Linked DNA regions of Homo sapiens: region 2 is linked to region 1. Evidence: chromatin loops called from intact Hi-C (ENCODE). Cell type or tissue: mammary epithelial cell. All regions are shown on one strand. Links, peaks and the distances in the headings refer to the core of each region. The heading gives the core; the rest is flanking DNA. Region 1 has its middle 82 kb from the start of LINC02957. Region 2 overlaps AUH (AU RNA binding methylglutaconyl-CoA hydratase).

What was found. Hi-C counts contacts between places; a loop is a spot of excess contacts. Peaks named below come from ENCODE experiments on the same cell type or tissue, not always from the same donor. Only the 100,000 strongest peaks of a DNase experiment are listed, where the experiment ranks them.
Region 2: it touches region 1 in a loop (3-fold over the local background); 5 of 110 quality-filtered maps call a loop at or near these places.

What each region holds. Positions count from the first base shown.
Region 1 is chr9:90,913,203-90,917,602 of GRCh38, reverse strand. No RefSeq gene overlaps it. Among named protein-coding and RNA genes, the nearest start is that of LINC02957, 82 kb to the left of the region's middle. RefSeq lists a silencer at 2,444-2,593. In mammary epithelial cell, for the core only: CTCF peaks have their summits at 1,729 and 2,519 (motif pointing left); DNase peaks (open chromatin) are centred at 1,032 and 2,512.
Region 2 is chr9:91,251,859-91,256,258 of GRCh38, reverse strand. The region is part of intron 6 of AUH (AU RNA binding methylglutaconyl-CoA hydratase); the gene reads left to right. Among named protein-coding and RNA genes, the nearest start is that of LINC02937, 91 kb to the right of the region's middle. In mammary epithelial cell, for the core only: a CTCF peak has its summit at 2,509 (motif pointing right); no DNase peak of the experiment used is centred there.

The DNA.
Region 1 (4,400 bases), core at 304-4,303:
TCCTTAGCCCAGGCAAGTTGACACATAAAATTAACCATCATAAGTCCACTTCTTGTCAACTTAACACCAAAAGGCATCTTCTTAAACTATGCTAATCTTCAAATAAAGACAATACCAATGTCATGCTATCTGCCTATCTTGCATACAACCCAAAACTCACTAATCCCTTCCCCACAAGAGAAGGCAAGGGCCTTCGGTGATGTTTACTCTTCTCCTTGATATCTCATAATTTAAATACTATAATGTAAGATTGACAATACTTAAGTATTCATATAAAGTCAATGTATTGTGTGTTACAGGATAAGGGAATAAGAGAGGAAAGAAAAAAAGATATTTGCTTACTTTGCATACACACAAATGTATTCTTAACAAAACAGGGAGAAAGTACTCATAACAGTTACAGTCCTGGTTTCTGTAACTGGTCACATGGCCACAGTAAGTATCTATAACCACTTTATTCCACCGACGCATTCTGTATTCCCTTTGCCTTCAGCAAGCCCCTCAGGTGGTTATGAGTTTTTACCTGGTGCAGTGACCCAAACCTTCATTCCTGAATTTTCCATTGAGCTTAATCACAAGGCATAGTAATACTAAGAGACGCCCTAAGGAATTTCCTATGTTCTAGACATACTCTTCCTTACTTCCATTGTGGAGCAGCAATCCAATTTCCCTTTGATAGTCAAGATCAATCACCCCAGCCAGCAATATCATTCTCTTCTTGGCCTGTTGACTCAGAGACACGAAGAGCCCACAATGGCTGGATGACAGTCTTCATTTCCAGTTGGAAGTTGTGGAAGTTGTAGAAATTATGGAATCATTGTTGCATCTCCTGGTGGAAGCATTCTTCCCTCTGGAGCTAAGACATTTAGGCTAGCAGGGCATAAAGTTGTGGGAACAGGAAGCAAAAATGTTGCCAGTGGCTCACTAGGGGTGATGGTGAGTGGTGTATCTCCCATTTCCACTGCCTGATTCCCGGACCAGTGAGTCGTGGCTATGGGACAAACAACACCATCGATTGGAGGCTGATTCAGAGTGTATAGTTTATGTCCCAGAGTCATCTCCCTGGGCATGGATGGGAACTTCCCAGAAGAACTATGGGGAGCTGGTTATTTGACATATTGAGCAACATGTTTGGCTTCACAGTAATGTGCCCAGGTAAGTCCCTTACCTCTGTTTGGTGCTGTCCATAGGCCGCCTTGTCAGTTAGCTGAAAGGCAGTGAGAATACATGCGTAGGAATACATAGCTTCTCTGTAATCCCAGCACTTTGGGAGGCCGAGCGGGGGCGGATCACGAGGTCAGGATTTCAAGACCAGCCTGGCCAATGTGATGAAACCCCGTCTCTACCAAAAATATAAAAAATTAGTTGGATGTGATGGCATGCACCTGTAATCCTAGCTATTCAGGAGACTGAGCAGGAGAATTGCTTGAACCCAGGAGGCGGAGGTTGCAGTGAGCTTAGATCGCACTACTGCACTCTAGCCTGGGCAACAGAGTGAGACCCAGTCTCAAAAAAAAAAAAAAAAGAAAAAGAAAAAAAAGAAATACATAGCTTCTTACCACCCAGGAAGGACCGCCAGTCACTCCTTTTGACATTCCTCAAAATTTCTTTTGGATGTGTCAAGAAAGTGGCTCACCTTTGGCTTTGCTTCACGTCTGGAAATCAAGAAAAGCTGTGAGCCAGCCCTGAAGTGGGATCTACTCAAGACTGCCGATGGCGCCCCCCCTGGGAAGGTGCTAGAAGGCTAGGCCGGGACTACAGTGGAGCTCAGAGCAGGTGGTGACGGGATCCCTGCTCTCAGTCCATTGCAGATTTTTGAAAATTAACTGTCCTCACCTGGAAAGCAGAGGCTGGATTAGATCTGAGATTCTTTTGTCACCTCTTTGGACCCTACATTCTGTAAGGTAGGGTCCCTCCACACCATATTGATTCAGCAGTACATAAATTCATTACTTTGTTTTCACATCTCCCTTAATCAAAGCCTGGACTAGCAAGCTCCAGGTGGGGAACCTGAGCACTCCTGTCATCCGGAATGCCTCCGGGAAAAGTGTGACGAGTCCTTCAGTTCCCAACAGCCCAAGGACTCCAGGCTGGAGGCTAGCAGGCCTGGGCGAAGGCTCCCTTCTAGCTAAAGCACGCTACATCCCACCTTCGGAGACCAAAGACTCCAAAATGACTGCATTTCAATGTCAAACTAACAGAACAAGTCCACACCAAGCTGACCTTTAGCAAGTGGAGTTAGAGAAACTCATTCCAATCCCCTCTGCTGGACAACACTGTGATCTCAAAGATTAGATATGGGTTCTCTGAATAGAGCAGTCATTTGCCAGTCACTTATTTTGAATATAAATCACTTAATACATTATTTCTGTACCTGTTGAAACGCGATTCCAATTGTGCATGCAGTTGGTGTCTCTTCCACTTTCATAAAAATAGGCATAACCTAGGAGGTAGGTAGCCTGTCCCTTTCCTGCCAGGTGGATGGCTGGGACCAGCTCATGCCCAGGTGTTGGCTGCCATCTAGTGGGCACTTGAGAAGTAGCCCTGAGCTGCTGTGCAGTCCAACTCTCAGTTGTCTGCCCCAAGTGGGCCGTCCCCGTGCGGAGAGGCACCCTGCAAGCTGCCTCCTTCCTGCCCTGGAGAGCAGCACTCTGGCCAGGCCTTCCCACCCCATGTCAGGGACATGGCTCCATGGCCAACCCCCACTTCTTGTCCTTTCCCTTCTTTTTCCTTCCCTCTGTCCTTCTGGTAATGTTTGCCTTTTAAAATTGGCAAGCCAATTTAATTCCCAAACCAAGGAAATTAACCCCCCGAAGTGAGAGAGAGTGCAGCAGCAGTGGGCAGTATTTGCCACTACTGCTTACTTGAGGAACTACCCTGAGGATGGCCATTCTTTATGTAAACCCCAGCCCTGGGGGGTCTACACGGTGAAACCCCAGAGCTCAGGGTCCCTTGTCTTACCTTGGGGCTTCAGGAATAAGCACTCATCAGGGATTGAGATTCACATCCTGGGCCCAGGAGCTCTGGATGGGAGGCTGCCTTGGGTCACGTCAGTCGCCGCTCATTATAACACGGTACTTGGGGCTGGGCACTGGGCTGGAACACAGTGGCTTTGGAGGGGCCCACAGCGTGGGCCACGTGGTGCTTCCCTGACTTAGCAGTGAGCCAGCAGCCATGCCCACATCCAACAGACCCAGAGTCCATGCTGCAGTTGTTGCTGGATGCCTGTGACCTGGGCTGGTGGCCAGAGGGACGGCACTGGAGCGGGAGACGTGGTGCCACGCCGGGCTTCCCTCAGCTTCAGGCTCTGGTCAGACTTCAGGGACAGCATCTCCTTTGCTCCTCCCCACGGCACCAGGCAACATGGGTGGAGTGGGACTTAGCGATGCAGCTCCGTCCATGGGGCTTGTGTGGTGGGGGCAGCTCTGGGATTATAGCTGCCCACCTTGGGGTACCCTGGCCTTGCAGGGTTAGAGGACAGAGCCAGAACATGCCAGCTGGACCTGGCCTGATCTTTCTACCAGTCTGTCTGGACAAACCTACACAGACAGGTCTGACCCCCAGGGAGCGGAAGCTGGTTGGGACATGGCCCTGGGCAGATATGACCCTCATTCTGTCACTGTTTTTTGAGCAGGGACTTTGGGAAACACCCACCTGTGCCTTTCACCTGCCCATTCCCCAGGAACGGTCTCACGTTGGGCGTCGGGTGTTGTTTTCACAGGGACCACCAGGTTTTTCAGCAGACAGCAGGGCAGTCTCAGAGCCCAGCATTGCCCTCCTGGCCTCCCCGGGTCCCAGCACAGCTCCATGCCTCCATGTGGGCAGCTTCATGGGTCCTGTCCCTGAAAAGCCCATGGAGTCTGCATGGGGTGGGGCAGTTCCCGAGCATGGAGGGGGAGGAATCTGGCTTCTAAGAGAGATCCCCCACCCCCATCCAGGTGACTTCTGGGCACCTGTCCCAGCCACCGAGGAGAGTGGTTATGAGGGGACATCTAGGATGTTATACAGCTGCTAAGAGATGAAAGTCAGGTGACTCGGAAGATCCTGATTCTCTGGCTGACGATGGGCACCCTGGGGCCCATGCAGGCTTGAAGTTGGGGCTGGGGGAGAAAACAGGGGCTTGGTCTGCTCTGGAGGGAAGTGGCATGGTGTCCTGCCAGACTGGCTGGTTTGAAAGTCGTCAGGAAAGACCCACAATAAGACACATTTATTGATGCTAATTAGCCATGGCTGAGATTGGCTGAATCAGAGTCTCTGAATTCAGACATCCTCACAGGCCAGTGTTTCTCAGCCCCAACACCACTAGGCAGAGGTAAACAATGGCAGAGGGATAGGACACTTCGAGTACAATGTTTGCACCTGGAATTCTCCCACCTGCCTTGCAGTGACCTGGTCATCTC
Region 2 (4,400 bases), core at 174-4,173, 340 kb before region 1:
GGTTTTATTAACAAATGTTATTTTAGGACAGATTTCATGAAGTGTTATTTTATGCCACTAAATAAATCATAAGCTTAATTGCTACAGTCTGGGTAGAAGCATATTTGTTTTACAGTATAAGCCTCACTAACTGATTTAATGGAGTAGCCAAAAGCAATTTCAAGTACTTCCATATATTACAAATGATCAATCTTTGTTGTTTCTAAGATAAGATATAACTGAAATAAAATGTTTACATGACATTATTTAAATTTAATTATATTTAATTCCTATAAAATGGAAGATAAAATGCCAGAACTTAGAGCTTATGTATTTTTAAAATAGAGCTGCGTAACTTATAGAGCCTCAATTCATGAGCAACTAGCTTGCTTTTTGAAAATGAAAAAGAGAAAAAAGATGACAGTTTCCAAGTTAATTCACATTATACTTTTGATTATAAATAATAAATGTCATTTCTAAATGATCACTTTGCTGTGTACCAAGTTAGCACTTGATAGTTGAAAATAAAAATTATTTTATGACTACTAACTTGTAAGGAGGCAGTATAAATAGCTTTTATATGAAAAAATAGATATATATGCCCAGGCATATTTAATCACTAAAAATTGCTTATCAGGACAGTCATGGAAATATCCTTCTGTAACAGTTTCTCTCAGATCTATTTCAGACTTATGCATCTGTTACTATATTTATCTTTATCTTAATCAGCCCTTGCTGTGAGGTTTGGTTATTTTATTACAAGCAGCTGGGCAAAGCTTTTTCTTTTAAAAACTACATTCTTTTGTAGTGCTGCCATCACTCACATTACACACTTGGACAGCAAAAGCACGTAAACAGTAGAACTAGATGAAATACTTGATGTCACTATATTTCATGATACTGTAACAGAAACCACTCCTTCGGGACGATATAACATGAAAGCATTACAATTTTTAAAAATCTTAACAAAAGATACAGTCAGTGTATGGATGATCGCTCTTAGAGTTTTTGAACATGAAACTTCTTTTCTTATGCTGGGTTTAACTGTGACTATATTTACTCATCTGAGGGTTAATATCATGCCAACATTTAACTAGTTTGCTCTGATACTAATATATACATACTAGTGTTTAGTGACTTTATAAGATTATTAGAAGTCTACAATTCCAAACCTCTGGCCGAGATGAGAACTTTTTAAATATATAAACCCTTTTATAAATCTAACCTTACACTTTATTCCAACTTTGGTATGACAGTTTGAAATGTTTTCAATTCCAGGCTATAAATTCCAGATTCAGTTTTCCTTTGAGTTTATGCTGTATACCAGGTCCTGGGGTAGGAATTATTCCATTGTCTCTTAGTTTTATGTCAAGTCTAAAAGGTAGGTTACTCCCATATCAAAAATATGGAAACTGAGTCTTAGAACCTTTTCCAAGGTCACATAGGTAATTAAGGATATATTGATTGTCCCATTCTGCCATTTAGGATTTTTGTTAGTTAAGAGATGTGCTGTGATATTAGGAAAATGATGTTCAGTGTAAACATATTGTTGCATTGATGTCATACGAATGGTTGCCAATATAGGCAGTTCTTGACATGTTTTATTAACTGAAGAGATATGGACAGCTTGCTATTTTAGATTACCCATCTCTTATGTTTAGAATTCGTTTTTGTTTCTACTATCACACTTTTAATTTAGTCTTCTGTTACCTGCCCTCAGAGCTAATCCAGCATCTTACAGTTAAACTCTGGAATTCTATCCTCCATACATTTATATCCATGATTGCTAAATGAACTTTACATCAAAACCAGTGGTTCACATTGCTTACTAAAGAAAGCATAAGCTCATCCTGGCATTGAACACTTTATTTTCATTGCTCAGTTTTGCCCTTCCCATCCTGTCTGCACCCCGTCTCAGCCATTTGAGGCCCCTGCTGTTGTTGGGAGAGGCCTTCTTGTTCCCAGTGCCCCTGCTCAGGGAAGACTTTCCGCAGCTTCCTCCCATAGTGCTTTGTTTAATCCTCTTACATTACCTTTATTTTAGCCCCAAGTTATAAAATCTGGGAAATTCAAGTCAACCAGTAAGTTTGTGCACACCATCCAGAGATATTCTTCACAGATGTGCAGTCTTCCTGTGTCTGCTTTCCGGGAGAGGCCTGTGCACTGAAGACAATTCAGATTTACTTTATTAACGTTCTTTCTGTGAATTTGTTTATGGATCAATCTTTAAGTATGCCAGAAAGGACATTAGTTTTATTTCCATCGTAATTAGTTGGAAATGTAATTAGTTGGAAATGTAATTATTTTCACTCTGTACTTAGCTTATTTATTTGACTTAACGTTAATTTTTTCACAACATATTTATAGCTTGTCTCCTTAAATTGTGCTTTATTTCATACCATTAAAATACAATTTTGTATGCAGAAGAATTACTTGTATTAACACTTTAAAGTATACAAAGATTATCCACCACATAGTGATATATTTAGATAACCTTGATAGACTAATCTGAAAGGAGGTGCTGAGTGTTAATTCACATGGAGCCCCACAAGGGGGTACAGAAACTGCTTCAGTGAGCAGCTTGCAAGGCTCCTGATGACTGCAGTCCTTAGCTCTCTAGATACCAAGATAAGGGATCAGAGAAGAGCCACAAACCCGTGAAAGTCAGCTCCTCATTACACTTGACAAAAAATTTGGTTCAATGTAAATAGAAAGGTGTTTGTTCTGGGCTAGGAGGTTTACTGTGATGAGCATGCAGTACATACAGCCTTAGGCCCATGAAATAATACTGTAGGTTTACCTCTTCTTGGGTGTTTTATTATACCCCATAATTTATTTTCTGCTTTCACAGAGTTTGGTGGGATGTGTTTATAAATTTAACATCATAACAAAAATATTATTTACAAGTTTAGTTTTTAGGCTGTAAGTCATGATTTTCTGATAAATATGAATCTCTCAAATCAGAGTATCTGATAAATTTCCAGAGTTCTAGTTAGTTGCTCACTTTACATTATACCATGTAGAAAGCCCTAATCTGTGCATCTATTAAACATTAGAATGGTAACTAGTAAATTAATTTTTTCAAATTTCCCTTGAGAAAGAAGTAATTTGTCATGTAGTCCGAGGTTGCAATGTTTATTAGGTACGAGCTTACTTTTCATTCTGTATTTATGAAAGATTATTGTAGAATCTTGGTAAACTTAATCATTTCAAATAGTGAAAGGGCTTTGTTTAAGAAATTGTATGATGAATTATTCTCTGAAGAGTAATGGACCCTAGCATACTTTCAAAAATTTTAAACCATATGTTGGATGTATAGAAAAAGACAACCAAAAAAATCACTGGTATTAACAACTACTACAGAAGCAAAAAGTTTGCGTATTCTCATTACATATACAGCTATATCATATGTGATTATGGTCCAGTAGTAAAAATGTAAAAATTAAAAGATTGTTTTGGTACCTCCATGTCAAAAGGTCAATGCTACTGGCTTTGTTTCTTTGCCTTAAGGCTTTTATGATAGCTTTTATTCTAATGTAGTCAAAATATGTATTATATCCACATCCACTGATACCTTAGTAGTGTTGCACTTCAAGTATTCTTTTGCTGTCTATTTCTAATATCTTGCCTCTTTGGTAATCCAGGTGCCATCCTGCCCTTTATGCTACTCTAGCTGGGTGGGGTTGGGAGTCAGTGAAGATGGCCACACACAGTCTTTGTTGTCATGAGAGAGAGGTAGCGTAGTGATGGATGTGGTCACACTGCCAATGACAGCCTCTTGGGGGTTCTGCAAAATGAGGGTGATGGCACCACCTCAGAGAATTTATGTGAAAATTAAAAGTTGATAAAGTTCTTAGGACAGGGCCTGGCACATAATAAGAACTAGATATGTGTCACCTGCTGCTGTTTTATGCTTTTTTTCCAAGGCATCATACTAACGTGTAGCTCTTCCTTGACCATATGTACAAGTTTTGTTTTTAAATGCCTACTACTTTTTTCCTAAAAAAAAAAATTCGGCCGGCTGCGGTGGCTCAAGTCCGTATTCCCAGCACTTTGGGAGGCCGAGGCAGGCAGATCACGAGGTCAGGAGATCTAGACCATCCTGGCCAAGATGGTGAAACCCTGTCTCTACAAAAAATACGAAAATTAGCTGGGCATGGTGGCGGGCTCCTGTAGTCCCAGCTACTGAGGAGGCGGAGGCAGAAGAATCACTTGAACCGGGGAGGTGGAGGTTGCAGTGAGCCGAGATCGTGCCACTGCACTCCAGCCTGGGCAACAGAGCAAGACTCCGTCTCAAAAAAAAGAAAATCCTGAAAAGTAAAAAGAGATTAAAAAAAATAAAAAGGTTGACCGAAGATTGATAGATTTTGTCAACAGCATCTGGAGCTCAGTTAGACTTGAACCGTTTAACAGTAAGGAGG